Linked DNA regions of Mus musculus: all the other regions are linked to region 3. The links are chromatin loops, found by intact Hi-C in ENCODE. Cell type or tissue: left cerebral cortex. All regions are shown on one strand.

Evidence for each region. A loop is a pair of places that touch in the nucleus more often than their neighbours do. Peaks named below come from ENCODE experiments on the same cell type or tissue, not always from the same donor. Only the 100,000 strongest peaks of a DNase experiment are listed, where the experiment ranks them.
Region 1: it touches region 3 in a loop (4-fold over the local background); 4 of 42 quality-filtered maps call a loop at or near these places.
Region 2: a loop joins it to region 3, with 2.1 times the contacts of the local background. A loop is called at or near these places in 2 of 42 quality-filtered maps.

What each region holds. Positions count from the first base shown.
Region 1 is chr7:131,424,616-131,429,615 of GRCm38, forward strand. It overlaps Acadsb (acyl-Coenzyme A dehydrogenase, short/branched chain), which reads left to right. Exons shown (of 11, transcript NM_025826.4): 2 at 1-16; 3 at 1,160-1,260; 4 at 3,814-4,020. Among named protein-coding and RNA genes, the nearest start is that of Acadsb, 17 kb to the left of the region's middle. In left cerebral cortex, no CTCF peak of the experiment used is centred here; a DNase peak (open chromatin) is centred at 2,769.
Region 2 is chr7:132,151,491-132,156,490 of GRCm38, forward strand. Cpxm2 (carboxypeptidase X 2 (M14 family)) reads right to left here and starts at 3,251. Exons shown (of 14, transcript NM_018867.5): 1 at 2,796-3,251. The coding sequence starts at 3,123. In left cerebral cortex, a CTCF peak has its summit at 2,767; a DNase peak (open chromatin) is centred at 2,539; H3K4me3 peaks cover 839 bases.
Region 3 is chr7:132,211,411-132,216,410 of GRCm38, forward strand. No RefSeq gene overlaps it. Among named protein-coding and RNA genes, the nearest start is that of Cpxm2, 59 kb to the left of the region's middle. In left cerebral cortex, a CTCF peak has its summit at 2,276 (motif pointing left); DNase peaks (open chromatin) are centred at 889, 1,176 and 2,261; H3K27ac peaks cover 319 bases.

The DNA.
Region 1 (5,000 bases), 790 kb before region 3:
ATGATGAAGCAGACAGGTAAGCAAACCTTCAACTTCACCCTCTTGCCCCTCTGGTCGTGGGAAACAGCACACATCAGCCCGGGAGATGTGCTCATCTCTGCGGTGGTTGCTCTGTTTAGGGGCTTCAGGGTATTTGTTTATTTTTGAAGCAGGGTGTTGTTGTGTTGCCCATGATGACCTTAACCCCTGGGCTCAAATAACCTTACTTAGCCTCCAAAGGATTTAGAGTCATATAAATGGGATTTTTCACATAATATTTTGGAAAAAGTAATATAAAAACAACAGCAGAATAAAGGGTTAGGTTACAGGTTAAGGTTTGCCCATCTCTCTTCCCAGAAACTGATTCATTGACAGTCTCTTCTGTAGCCCTGGAGTCAGGACATGATACTAACCATCCTACAGTGCACAGGGAAAGCATCTCCGAAACAAAGGCTTGCCAGCCCAGAGCATTCTTAGGACCGAGGTGGAGAAACCTTCCTGGGTGTGGTCATGCAGCTGTTAAAAGGTCCATGTTAGATGGGATGTGCTGGTGTAGAAAGATAAGGTGTAGGCAGGGAGATTGCAGGCATCTGGCATGGTGGTATATGCCTTTAATCTCAGAACTGCAAAGCCAGAAGCAAGTAGATCTTTGTGAGCTAAGGCTAGCCTGATCTCAGGAAGTTCCAGGCCAACAAGGGCTACACAGTGAAATCCTGTCTCAAAAACTAGCAAAAAGAATAAGATGGGAGGAGGAAGCGGGGAGGAGGTTGAATGTGAGTCGTAGGTTGCTTTGTGTACTAGAAGAAAGCCGGCAGGTAGAGCGTGTGGGCAGAGATGCACTTTGGAGAGAAGCTTTCAGAAGGAACACATAGGTTTAAAATCAGTTACCTTTGGGGAGATGAACTCTAAATCCAAGATAGGAGAATAAGGCTTTCATTTTTCATTTTATGCCTTCCATCGTATTTTACATTTTTGCTTCAAAGCAGGTTAGGGGATGGCCTTTCTGTATTTATAGAAGGAAATTTTAATTTGTATCTTGAAAACCTAAATATAGTCATGTGTGTTTTATTGATTAAAAATGTTTATCAGCAAACTGTTAATGAACTATTTCTTTCTTAACTTAAAAATATCCACTCTATCTATTTAAACATAAACTCATCAGCAATTCTTTTTCCCACAGTCAAAAAATTTGCACAGGAGCACGTTGCTCCTCTGGTTTCCTCTATGGATGAGAACTCAAAAATGGAGAAATCGGTGATCCAGGGATTGTTCCAGCAAGGGGTACGTGTTCCTTAATTCTGCTTTCAAGCTTTTGTTATTTAAATCCTTATAAAATATATTTTATTATATCCTTTTGCCTCCTCTACCCCTCTCCTGTCTTCTCCCACCTCTCTACCCACCCAATTTCATTTTCTCTGTCTCTCTGTTTCTCTTTCTCAAAAAAAAAAGAAAAGAAAAGAAAAAAAAATTCAAAATAAACAAGACAAAAATACCCAAACCAAAAAAAAGTACACAAAAAGCAGAGTCCATTTTGTGTTGGCCAACTACTTTTAAATACATCTTGTATATTAAAATATATGCAAACTTTTCAATTGAGGGATTATAATAACCTTAGTGAATTCCTCATTCCTAGTCCAAAGTATCTGTGTTTCTTCTCTGTTAAGGTCTTAGTTGATTTTATACAGTTAAAGATTTCTAACTGGATTGACATTTTAAATTGGCAGTGTTGTGAAGGAGAAGGCCACTAGCACCTGGTGGGAAGAAGCCTGGGCGCTACAGACTGACCATCCTACAGCACACACACAGGGAAGCTCACCTAAGAGCTGACTAGCTCCGTCAAACACTACAGGCCACACAGACTGACCATCCTACAGCACACACACAGGCAAGCTCACCTAAGAGCTGACTAGCTCCGTCAAACACTACAGGCCACACAGACTGACCATCCTACAGCACACACACAGGCAAGCTCAACTAAGAGCTGACTAGCTCTGTCAAACACTATAGGCCAGAGACACTGTGTGCATTCTTGTTTGTGTGTCAGTCTTAAAGAAGAGCTGATATCTGAGTTCCACGTTAGGCAGATTTCCAGCTTTGTGATTCACACAGTCTTTGTCACATAGCTCTTGTCACCATGTATGACATGTAGAAGAGATTAAAGTAGAGTTAATCTGGCTATGAGTAGGGCATTGCCAGTGTGGGAACTCCAAGGAGCACGTCTTTTAAAATCCCCATGCTAATTCCTGGTGTCTCCCTTGTCTTTAGGCTCAAAGGAGTTGTTTGTTTATTTGTTTGTTTGGTTGGTTGGTTTTAATACTAAGTATGTATTCAGTACCACCTTTTTAAATCTTGTCCGTCACCTTATTGAAAAATAACTTTTGGCACCATGCCATATAATTTCCTTTCTTCTGGTTTCAATGTGACCAGCTTTTGATGGTTTTTCTAATTTTTTGTCATCAGTGAAATACTTAGGAAATGGAATCCCCTGTAGAGACATATGGGGCCGCACAGACACCTGGTGTGTTAGACAAAGACCCGATGGTTCTTCTCCCAGCCCAGTTCTGCTGTCATCATGGACAGACCCCATCCCTGGCCATGCTTCTGTGGGGACTTTGATGGCCTCACGGCTTGAAAGGCTTGAAAACTGCTCTCCTGGGGTAGAGCTTGCATTCAGGGCCATGCACACTCACCATCCACCTCCTGAAACTACTCCTGCTATCGTAGCTCAACTGCCTCCCAACTCCTCAGTCCCTGTGTTAGTCACCTGCCACAAATTTCCGATTAAAGAGAACTGTGACCTTTATCGAGGAGCAGTATTGCTAACAATGGCTCCCACTCGGAAATCACTGTCAGTTCTCTTCCCCTCCCACTCCATTGCAGTTCTCAGCCTTTGTGGTTCTGCCTTTCTGTTGGCTACATCCTCACCCTGAAATAGCCCTAGCCCTAACTCAGCACTGCTGTTCTAGGAGAGCCTAGAGAAAAAGGACACTTCACCCTTCCTGCTACCAGACATGGCTCTTGCACCACTGGTATACGTCATGTGCCTTTCCTAAATCAAGGACAGTTAAACACAGAGCAGTACTAAGGACATTTCATGTTCCAGACTTAGACATTGAAATCAAACGGCCAACATTTAGTGTTGTGTGTCAGCAACTGTGACTTGTTGGGTGTGTCACTTACCAGGTGTTGTCTGCTAACCGTCTTGGACTTTCTAAAGTGGCCCCAGATAGATGCTTGTGCAGTCATTATCCCTGCTGAGAAGGTTCCATTAAAAGACCTGCTTGGAAGACTCTGTGCCAACAACTACAAGCTGCAGACATGTTCACTGGGAGCTGGTTACATTCATGCATTCACTTATTACATCAAATCAGTATAGAGGGGCCAGTATGGAAATACCAAAACAGCTCGTACTTTCTTCATAAGGAAGGTTATCAGTGCATACTTAGGTTTTTTATTCCGTTCATTTATGCTTCAAGGCATTTGCATCTTTCATTGTTATCCAAGACCCAAAGTGGAATAAAACCTCTAACATAAATTTATCCTTCTCAAGAAAAAAAAAAGAGGAAAAGCAAACAAGCAACCAAAAAAACCTAAAATTTTTATAGACTATTATTTACAGCAAAATAGCTATATCAAATTAAAATATAAATAAAAATTTAAAATTCAGAATGCATATATGGTAGGCTATGGCCATAGCTTGGGTGGTGGTAAGGTGCTTGCCTAGCATAAGGGGCCCCAGGTCATACATGTGTTTACAGTTTAACAATTTACAGTCTCCCGGTATGAATAGCTTTCCGCACCTGCCTCATCTTTCCTCATCTGTCTTTGCTTTAGCTGATGGGCATTGAAGTTGAAGCACAATATGGAGGGACAGAAGCTTCCTTTTTCTGCTCTGTCCTAGTGATAGAGGAACTAGCTAAGGTGGATGCTTCGGTGGCTCTCCTGTGTGACATCCAGAACACAATAATTAACAACCTGTTTAGAAAACACGCTTCAGAAGAACAGAAGGCCACCTATTTGCCAAAGCTGGTTACAGAAAAAGTAAGTTGAAATGAGTTGTTGAAAATGGATTGGGTCTAAGGTTCCGGTGTTTTCGGGAGAACAGTAACTGCGATACTGACTTTAATTATCCGAGACCACAATGCAACACCATCCATCAACCAAGCAATGCTCAATAAATTACTGCTACCAGAAAAGCACACTCTACTTCTCATTTGTCATGTGGAAACTTAGGAAATAATCATCAGACAATTATTTTTAGCCAGGCATGGCAGACATACTTATAATTCTAGTGGTCAGAGGCTGAGGCAGGAAAACTGCTCGTTTGAGACCAGACTAGGCTACATAGCAACTTCCAGGACAGCCTGGGATATATAGTGAGACCCTGGCTACAAACAAACAAACAAACAAACAAAAAAACAGCATTTTTTGTTTTGTTGTTGTCTTGTTTGTTTGCTTGTTTGTTTTGAGACAGGGTTTCTGGCTGTCCAGGAATTCACTTTGTAGACCAGGCTGGTCTTGAACTCACAGAGATCTGTCTGCCTCTGCCTCCCAGGTGCTGGGATTAAAGGTGTGTACCACCACAGCCCGGCGAAACAACAGTACTTTTATCACAATTCATTTTCCAGTACCTTTGTTGAAATCACTTTCTGCTATAATTAATTACATCTCAGCTTGTGGGGTTGGTTGGTTGTTTTTCTGGCTTGAAGCTTACAACAAGCTTCCTGCATTTTTTTACTTGAGTTCTGAGATGGCTGCAGGCTCTAACTGTACTATGGGAAGTCTTAATGAAGGTAGACAAGGAAATGCTACACAGTAAGCATGAGTTCCTAAATCTGCATTTTATCTTAAATAAACACTAAGGGTGCTTCTGAGAAAATAATAATCACAATTCTATTATGTTCAATATAAACTTTTTAAAAATGCAGGATCTCGGTACATACCCTAGGCTGGTCTGAACTCATTATGTAGACCAGGCTGGCCTCGAACTCACAGAGCACAGGAAGCCTGCCATTGCTTCC
Region 2 (5,000 bases), 60 kb before region 3:
TAGGGCATTTCTCTGGTTACTAAAGATTAAAGCCAAAACTCAAAGCCAGACCCAATACCCCTTGCACCAGCCTCCTCAGGGATCCACACAAATGCCCTCTTGGTACTCAACACACACACACACACACACACACACACACACACACACACACGTTTCCAATATCTCCTTTACCAACTCCAACTTTTAGCTCCCAAGAGCTAAGTGGGAAACATTTCACTGTCTCCAAATACGATGTGCACGTGCTACCCAAATTAGTTCTCTGCTCAATCTTGTCCTCTGCTCCCACCTCAGCCCCTAGCTGGTCCTGGAACCCAGTCATGCAGTAAACTCCCGAAATTTACATCTAACATCCAGAGCAGAACACCAACTCCCTTCCTCTGAAGCACATGTCTAAGGTTGGCAACCCGCTCATAAAACAGCCGGCCATACAGAAAAGTGCCTTTCCAACATTGTGTCTGCAAAGTACAAGCCACCACTTTCAGTGGGGTGTAATCATCTCCTCTCTGTGCAGTTGAAGTGCACAGATTTTGCAGTCCCCTAACCAAGATCATTTTAATCTAATCTAACCTAATCTCTCCCCTACTGCATGCAGCTTTGACTTTTTGATCCACAGTTGAAAGTTTTATTGAACATACACAGAGGAGGGGGGAGCAGGAGGAGATGGAGGGAGACAGAGAGGCATTAATTTAAACTACGCAATGAATGTCACACTCATCCTAGCTGCGGAAGCTTTAAAATGCCCCACTTGATTCACTAGGAAAATGGCTGAAAGAGCAATGAGCCAGGAAGCAGCTCCCCCAAGGCCTGTGAGCCTGATACTGGTGCTTTGGGGTGTGTCTTCCATTTGGAGACAGGACCTGGTGGCTAAGTATTCACCAGGAACAGTTAACTACCTGTCCCATGGCCAACTTCTGTCTGCAAGATGGCTGTCCAAAAGCAAATGACAGAGTATACCTGGTTTCTCTTTCAGAGACCCCCCATTCCTAGGCTGATAACCACCAATGCTCCAAGAAAGGAGATCCACTTCCAGGTTGTGATAACTGAGCCCCCAGACACATTAGTTGGAGGCACTGATTAGCCTAGGATGTGAAAGACTGTAATTGGTCACTAGTGAGAATACTCGAACAATAAGTGAGCTTATTAATCAGGCCTAGTTAGTCATCTCCCCCTGGGAAACACTGGCCCTTTTATCATTTATTTTCTTGATATTCCATGTTCTATGCAACTCTCAGCACACTTGTGATTACTTCCCCAAAGTTACACAATTCTATGAAGTCCTTGGAGGAACGGCCTCTCCACCTTATGTTCTCTCTCCCCAGGGCTTCGCCTTACAGTGCTGGGCAGACACTTATAAACCATGTGTAGAACAAATGAAGAGCTCCCACACAACAAGCACACCTCAAAGTTCAGGGCACACTAACGGACACTATAGAAGGCTTTGGCAGCATCAATGCAATGGCAGACACTTTTCTTTCTATCTGCAGGTGAAGCAACTGAGGCTCAAAAAGTAGAACTCAAATTCCAGGTCCCAAAATGGTAACCCCACGACCTGGCTGGTAAATCGGGCTTTCAATTCTCCCAAGCAGAACAATGACAAAATAAGTTACCTTCCCCTGCTTGAAGGCTGCTAATCTGTAACATGACAGGGCTAGCCACCTTCCAGAGCCAGAAGAGAACTAAATGAGACCATGGGACACTACCAAACTCAGCGCCACATCCCACCCCTTCATGTAGAGCCACGGCAGCTTTTCTACCTCTTAATCTCCATCATCCCCCAGAAAAAGGAGAGACAGTCTCTGTGGTTCTATTTGGGTTTGCCCAACCTTTGGAACTATCAATGGCAGACGGCAGGGACTCAGCCATATACAAAGGTGATAGCCTCAAATTGGGGCTCAAGAGTGTCAGCATCTTCCCTTGCCACCCCGCCTGGTGAATTTAATATTCGTCTAACCAAATGAAAGCCACTTCTGAGTCCAGAGCTCTGTGACCTGGCACGTGATTCCTTTCAGGCAAAGAAACGCAAAGGCCATAGAATTTGGTCACTGTCCTGCTGGCTTCCTGTGATTGAAATAGTGGGAACACAGCTCCTGCACTGAGCAATCACTATCTGAAACAGTTAAGAGAAAGCCCTCTTCACAGGTTTGGGATACAGGCTGGACTAGAAGAAAGTGAGGATGGATTTGAGATTGGCCCAAGGGATGGGTAGAGCATCCCAGGCTGCCAGGCACTCAGAGCTTTCCAGGGCTCCTGTAGTCTGCCCTTTCCAAGAAGGCAGAATCTTGGCTGCTACAGGGACCAAGAGTGATCCAAAGTCTGCAGCTGGGACTGTGCCATTCTGTGCATAGTGGATTTAAGGGCCCCACTGACTGGGGTGGAGGGAGCTGAGAAGGGCACTGTCTGAATAAAGGTCACTGACTGAATCTTGCCAAGGCCATCTGCCAAGTGACACCGGCCGGTCACATGCCCATTGATAAAATCGGTCTGAAAAAAACACTTCTAAAGATTGAATACATAAGCAGAGCAGGAAGAAGCAACAGATGCCTCCTTAGGCTGTGCCAGCGAGCATTGGGACACCGGGCCGCTCCCCAGGCAGCTTCCCAAAGAGCTCCATTCTGTTTCTGCCTGAGGGGGCAGGGAGAGAAAGCTGAACTTAGCTCAGATGTAGTCTCTAGGGAATAACACAGGCACCACAGGACTTTGGCTGGGCTCACTCAAGAAAACATACTGGAAGCCAGGTGTCCCCTGGAGTGCCACGATCGCTGGCGCCCCCTCGGGCTGCCCGATGCAAAAGTTACCTGGTGGAGGCGTCTCTGCAACTAACTTCTCCCTCTTGGGAGCCTTCTTGGGCTTGATGGCCTTCTTGGGAGTTCTGTGGCCCTGCTGGTGCGGCTCCTGCTGTTCCTGCTCCTCCACCCTAAGGTCTTCATGCATTGAAGGCGAGAAGAGCTCCGGCTCCGGCTCAGGCTCCGGATGCCCATAATAGCGCCCGCGCCGCCAGAGCTCCTGGCTGTAATAGTCAGGCTCCTCGAAGGCTGCGCCCTGGGCTCTGACTCCAGCCAGGGCCACCGCCACAAGTGCCAGGGCCAGCGCCAGCGCAGGGCAGGCGGTCCCCAGACGGGCCATGCCCGCTCTGCCCCGCACCCAGGGTAGGATCGGGTCCCCGGGAGCGGCAGGCGGGCTACAAATGACGACTACGGCGCGGGACAGGGGCGCGGGCGCTGCAGCGGGTGCAGATGGTGGGTGGGACAGGCCGGACGGGCGGGGCTGGGCCGGAGTGGGGCGGGCAGGGGCGCGCCCAGGAGAGGCTAGGCGCCGGCCGACCCACCCTCCCTCCTACCCGCCCAGGGCCTCTCCAGCAGGTGTTGAAGGCCACTAGAAGACTGTCACCAGCCTTCCTTGCATTTCTAGGAGGCCGATATTTTGTCCTCCTGGGCACCCCTTCTGCAGAGGTAAGGCATGGTGATCGTGGAGAGAACTATAGGGCTGTGTCTTCCATTCCTTCATTTTGCAGAACAAATCTGATTAAGACTGGCTAAGGTAATAACCAGCAGGCTGCCCTCCAGTCGTTTTGCCCCAGACCGTGGAGGAATCCCGGATTCCCTGGAGGAAGTTCCCTGGGAGCAGGGCCTAAGGGCCTGGGAACCCCTGCTGCCTACCGTCCAGAGTGTGGCTCTGTAGGAGAGAATAGAGCCAGCCGAAGACTACTATCTCACAAGTCACAAGAGGGCATTTGTCTCTTCCAGGAATCCAGGCTTCTCTGGAGAACCCTGGTGTCACCTTCCCTTTGATAAAGTGCCTTCCATCTTTACCCATCATGCCGTAGTTTTTTTTCTTAGTGGAGTGGAAAGAAGCCAGTGGCCCTAGCTTCTCTCTGGGCTCTGCACCAGTATTCTATGGCTCCTCTAACACATTGAGACAGGTTTAAAACAAGAGACTCGCTGACTCACAGGTTAAATGTCAGAGGCAGCAGCACCAAGGTGCGTGTAGTGGTGGCTGAGGGACTCATTTGTGGTGAGAGCTGGGGTTGGGGGTAGCTTTCATAGCCACTCAATGAATCGCTAAAGTCAGGTCCTGGCAGTGACTGTTTTGCAGCTTGCTTGCTGTGCTTTCTAGGGGCTGCCTCGGGTGCCCTGCATCTCAGAGTCAGAATTCACAGGTCAAATCCAAACTGTACCTTCAAATCACCCCTATTTTTTTCTATCTCCATCTAGCGGAGAATATACTCCACATTTAAGAGGCTCTGAGATGATCCAGAATTGGTCCCAACTGTCATCAGTCTACTCTGTACATTTAATTCATAAGTTCTAAAGATCCAGTAGAGTTGCCTCCAAGGGGCCACAGTGTCTGCCAGCCACAAAGACAACTAGTCCTTAAGTCTGTCAGTCTGTCCCTGAGGGCCTGGGATATGACCCAAGAATGCCTCTGAGATGAACCTGGGCATTGGGCTAAGGCCTCTGCATTTAGAGGGGAATCACAGGCCTGAGGCCCCCAATGTCAGATGTTAGCCAGCTCAGCTGTGACTTTTTGCCTCACTCCTATGTCCTCACTGTTGCTATCAGACCACCCAGCCGACCTTTGGATTGCAGTTTTAGAACTCCTAGGTGGAAGGGTATTGCGAGAGAAAACTGTAGCTGACACAGGGCCCGTGGCGGATGGCTAGAGGGCCTTGGATCTAGTTGTCAAACCCAGGATAATTGGGAATCAAGATCCAGAGCAGTTCTCCAGAGAAGAAGGAAGTCTCCCTCCTCCCCTGGCTTTCTAAGAAGGCATTGGTTTGGATTGGATCCCCTGCGCTCTTCTCTGTGGATGTCTCCTGCACTTACTCACAGGGGTTGTCCTATCTAAACCCAGCCACTACAGACAAGAAAGCAAGTCCCAGGTATCCGTGTGGCTCAGAGAAGAGAGGCTCCATGGGCAAGACACACTCTTAAAGTCCCAACTAACCAGTGAAGACTAGGAAAAGATCCAACTAGAGTTCTAGCAGAAAAGGACCATATGTA
Region 3 (5,000 bases):
TATCACAGGAGCCTCCAGACCCTGTCCCTTTCTAGTCTGAAGACATTTCTGGGGTCCCTTTTGGACGAATGATTCGATCAAGGGAGGGAGGGGCCTGTGCCCTGTCCTGTTCCCTCACACTCAGATCAAGGGGTCCTTCAGCTACCCCTACTTCCCTCCCCAGAGGGCCCACGCTCTGGCCTGCCCTCCATATCGTTCTCGGGTCTTAAGAGAGTTTTGCCACTTGCAGAGAACTCGGAACCTAAAACAGGGAGTTTGTCTATCACTAGACAGAATGAAGCCGAGATCAGGGATGAGGGTCAGGAGCCTCTGCAGCAGTTGGGGGACCTAGAGCAAGGATCTCCCTCTCGGGCCTGTTCCTGGTCTGCTAAAGAGGGAGTCAGACTAGAACCTCTCCAGCTTGACAGCCCGGCCATCTTTATGTAATTAATATTTCAGCTGACTAAGGCCATCAGTGGAAAACAGACAGAGCAAGAAGGGTAAAAACAAAAGAGGTTATGTTGGAATTCATACAGTGTGCACACCCAGGCCCTGTCCGCAATAAAGAGTCTCTTAAAATGGGGGCAGACTCAGCCAAGATCTGGTCTCTACCATTGAAGCCAAAGGGAACCTGAGCTCGTCCCGGGGGCTTTGGCTGGAAAGAGCTGGGGTGGGCCTGGTGGGGAGGGCCCTGCACAGAACCTTGAGGCCAAGCCTGGTCAACAGGGATTAGGCTCAACAAAAGAGCCTTGTGCAGTGAGGAGCCCAGCGCCTGGTTTCCTGTGCTTTGGTGACCCACACAGAACAGCATCTGATTGCATCTGGACAAGGTTTCTGTCCTTCCCATCATGCCCTGAGCCTCTCTTGGCTGGCACTCAAACCCTGCCTGTGTCTATGGCCTTTGCCCAGTTTTACCCATTCATGGAGATGTAAGGAAGACTTGGCGGCTCTCAGGAGCTCTCAGAAGCCTGGCATACCTCTGGGGGCTACTGGAATGAGCCCTACTTGTATAGAATTTCAAAGTTTCCTTCCTCTTCAAGAGTCTGGGCTGAAACTCAACCTTAGCATTCAGAGCAACAGCAGAAAACCTCCATCCACTTCCCTCCTCAGCACACAGGCACAAGAGTCTCACAGTCTGGAGTCGAAATCAAGTGCTGGGTATTGAGGCCAGCTGACCTGGGCTTGCTGGCTGGCAAACCAGGCTCAGGCTATTTCTGATTGGTAGTAGGTTAGCAAGCACCATATGCTGCACCCTATGACATCATTGTGTGGTCCACTGGCAAGTGCCAAAGGAAAACATGTCCCACAGTCTCCAAGAACTGCAGGCATCCATGCCTACAGCATCTCTCATAGATTCAGTGCTAAGCTACTTCTAAGCATTTAACAGTGGTTTAGTCTCTTTTATCATTTCCTTTTCTAAAAAAAAATTAGGTGTCTGTGGGCACATATTGCATGCATGCAATATGTGTGCCGAGCATATGGAAGGCTAGACATTGGTGTTGGGTCCCCTGGAGCTGGAGTGAAGCCATTATGAACCACTCCAAACTGGTGACAAGAACTGAAATTGGGCCCTCTGGGTAAGCAGCAAACATTCTTAACTGTTGAGATATTTCTCCAGCCCCTTCCTAACCTATACACATGCCTTTTTGTGGCAGGTTTTCCTGTAGCCCAGGCTGGCTATGTAACCTTGTTACATACACACACACACACACACACACACACACACACACACACACACTCCTTTGTGGCTTTTTAAATCAGAATGTCATCTAACTCAGGATAGCCTAAGATTCAGCAAGCTGCCCAAGCTAGCCTTGAACTTCCCTAGCATGGAGATTACAATCATACTCTACTGTACTCTACTTTAGTCCCATTTTGCAGGTGAGAAAACCAAGTCATAGAGAAGGTTGCTCCTGCATAGGATGGACTGGAGTGGAGAGTGTTGTTGGCAAGAGTTGATTCTGAGACTCACCAGGAGCTACATTTACTGTGGGAACTCAGAATGTCCTCATAAGGGCAGTGGAAGGGAGGCTGGGATCCAGCCCTGTCAGAAGATGCTGGCTTTGAGCCCCCAAGAGACAGATTCCAGTCCCTGGAATAGACTGGCCCTACAGGAAAGCCAAAGCCCAGAATTCCAGAGTTATTTTTTGGTGGGGAGGAAAGCGGCCTGCCCCTAACTGGTGGAGAGTGGGGCCGTGGAGGAGGCCAGCCCCGATTTCCTAGGGGATTTGGGGAAACTGCATGTAGCTGGTGGAGAGGGAGCATCCCAGCACATTCCCAGGCCCAGCCCGCCCCCTGCTGGCCATAAGGGAGAACACAAAACGTCAGCTGCCAGCAAAAGTGATCTACGGTTTCAACTCCAACTCAATTTGAAAGGTTGGGAATTGAGTGTAAATTTGTGTCATTCGTTCCAGCTACTCAGTGAATGGAGACCTTTCCTTTTCTGTCCATTTGCCAATGAAATCGCTGCATGGGAGGAACTAAATGTGTGGAATATTCCAGTCACAGCTTGGGGTAGGAAGATGAGTATCAAGATTCAAGGATAAACAAGCTGGATTTTAGCAGCCCCCTCCCCACTCCTGTGCTTTTGAAGTCCATTATGACTCTCAAGACATAAATGCCCAAAATATTTCATTCAAAACTCAGGAACAGAATCCCAAGCAACCTTACGTAGTTTAGATGGCACACATCCCCTTTCTGTTGGCACCATCAGGTCCACAAACGTAAAAACCCTTTCACAGTCACATGATCTCATAGGCTTTTCGGAGGCCCGAGGCCTCGGAACTTAGTTACTAACAGGATCCCAGGCTGGCTCTCTGCTGGCGTCTGGTGTTGAAGTATTGGCAAGAGAAAGTGCCAGATGTTGGCTAGGACCCAGGCCTTCTACGTAAAGCAAGAATGAATGTCCGGGCCACAACAAAGTAGGTACTATGCTCTTTGAGCTGGACGTAACTTCAAAATCAAGCCTCCACTCACCCAGTACCAGTATTACGAGCCCCTGAGGGTGGCCCCCATCTTTGAGAGGTGGTTGGGTCATGAACACTGTGACTTCATCCTGATACGAGAGGCCACTGTCTGGATGTCTGGACCTAGGGTCCCCATGTTCTTGGAGCCTATTCAAATTTATTTTTAAGCACAGGAGGACTCAAAATGGTGAAGAAAGTTTATTCAGAAGCAAAGCGATAGTGCAGACTGGTTATGATGCAAAGGAGTAGCAGCTTCCCTGAGCTGTGCTACTCAACGGCTTTAGTTATTGTTTGGGACTTCCTTTTCTGGGGTCCACGTGGAGCAAGGGTTAGTTACTAAGGTGCATACCATGGGTGGATCTCCGTTTAAATCTACAGATTTGAATTCTGCACACATAGCTACCTGTGTGCATCCTTTCCCATGATGCATCTGATTTTAACCATATGCATACCCAATTATGCACAGGCATAAGATGATATCTCAGTCAGGGTTTCTACTGCTGTGATAAGACACCATGGCAAAAAGCTGGGGAGGAACGGGTTTCTTTCAGCCTCCATCTTGTATTCCATCATCCGGGGAAGTCTAGGCAGAAACTCAAGGCAGGAACCTGGATGCAGGACGTGATGCAGAGGTCATGATTAGTGCTGCTTACTGCCGTGCTTCTCACGAGTTGCTTGTTCAGCTTGCTTTCTTATACAATCTAGGATGCCCTGCTCGGGGTGGCACCACATGCAGTGGGCTGGGCCTTCCTATATTAGTCTATGGAAGCATTTTCTCAATTATGATTTCCTAGATATGTCAAGGTCTGTATCAAGCTGACAAAAATCCAACCAGAATACATGAAAGAAGAAGCTTGGTTTGCCACATTGCTAGTGCACCCCAAACTAGTTCAGGACACAACAGCCCCCGCCTAGTGCACTCAGATATGTTCCGCTGCAGATTCAAATGACAGTGGGATACAAAGCGAGGAGTTGCTAAAGGTTGCTAGGAAGAAGTAAGCTGACGTGTTGTTTGAAGTGGGTCGTTTATGCAGTTCAGTGCAGGTAGGTGTGTCCTAGGTTTCTAGGTGCATCGTTAGGGGAGAGGTGGGTGCACAGTCCTAGCCACAATTTTTGCTAGAAATGTTCATCAAGTCTTTGATTCTTTGAATAAACTTAGGGCCAGAAAGGTTTTCGTTCAGGTATAGGGATGATGGGATGTCAGCGTGCAGGCAAGAAGAAAGTTCACATTCTTCTCTGTGTCTCTTTCTGTCTCCATCTCTCTTCCTCTCTTCCTCTGTCTCTCTCGCTGTCTCTTTGTCTCTTCCTCTCTCCCTCTCTCCCTCTCTTCCTCTTTCCCGCTCTCTCTTAGATTTCAAAGCCCCATGGTCACCTTCAGAGAGTTCTCAGAGTCCTGTGAACCTGCTCCCAGACCCATGGCTCGGGGAATTAGGACAGGAGAGAAGGGAGTCCTGTCTCCCACTTCTCTGCCTGAATTCCAACTAGAGTGACTGGTCCTGATGAGAATTCCTGGAATAAGGTCTTCAGTGCTGAGGTCACAGAACTCCTGAATAACCAAGGACAAATCAGTGAGCCTGTGGCTAGACACTCTCTGAGGTGAGAACAGTCACCCAACGGTACTAACGACCAAGAGAAGAAGCCTCCTGGGAGGAAGGCCCCTCCTCCTCTCCCATTCCTGAGGATGAGTGGCGGATCTCTCTTGTTTACACCCTGTGTCTGTACTTGAATTTGGCATATTCAACTGGGGCAGGAATACACTTTGCATTCTTGAATGCCCAGTTATTTATGAATTCCTAATCTGGGAGCAACAGAGCTCTGACCTCATTGCTGGTAGCAGCCCTATCCAGCTCTTGAACTTCAAGACTCTTCAGAGCCCACAGGACAACAATACTTGGCCCCCTCTTTCCTGGTTTTGTGGCAAACTCTGAGCTACACTTCTTTAAGTATCTCAAGCCTCGCCATTTCTCACAAATATTCTCGTTTCCCTTGGAAGCCCTTTTGATCCTGGTGCCGCTGACTTACTGGGCTTCTGGGCACACCACTGCTCTGAGCTGT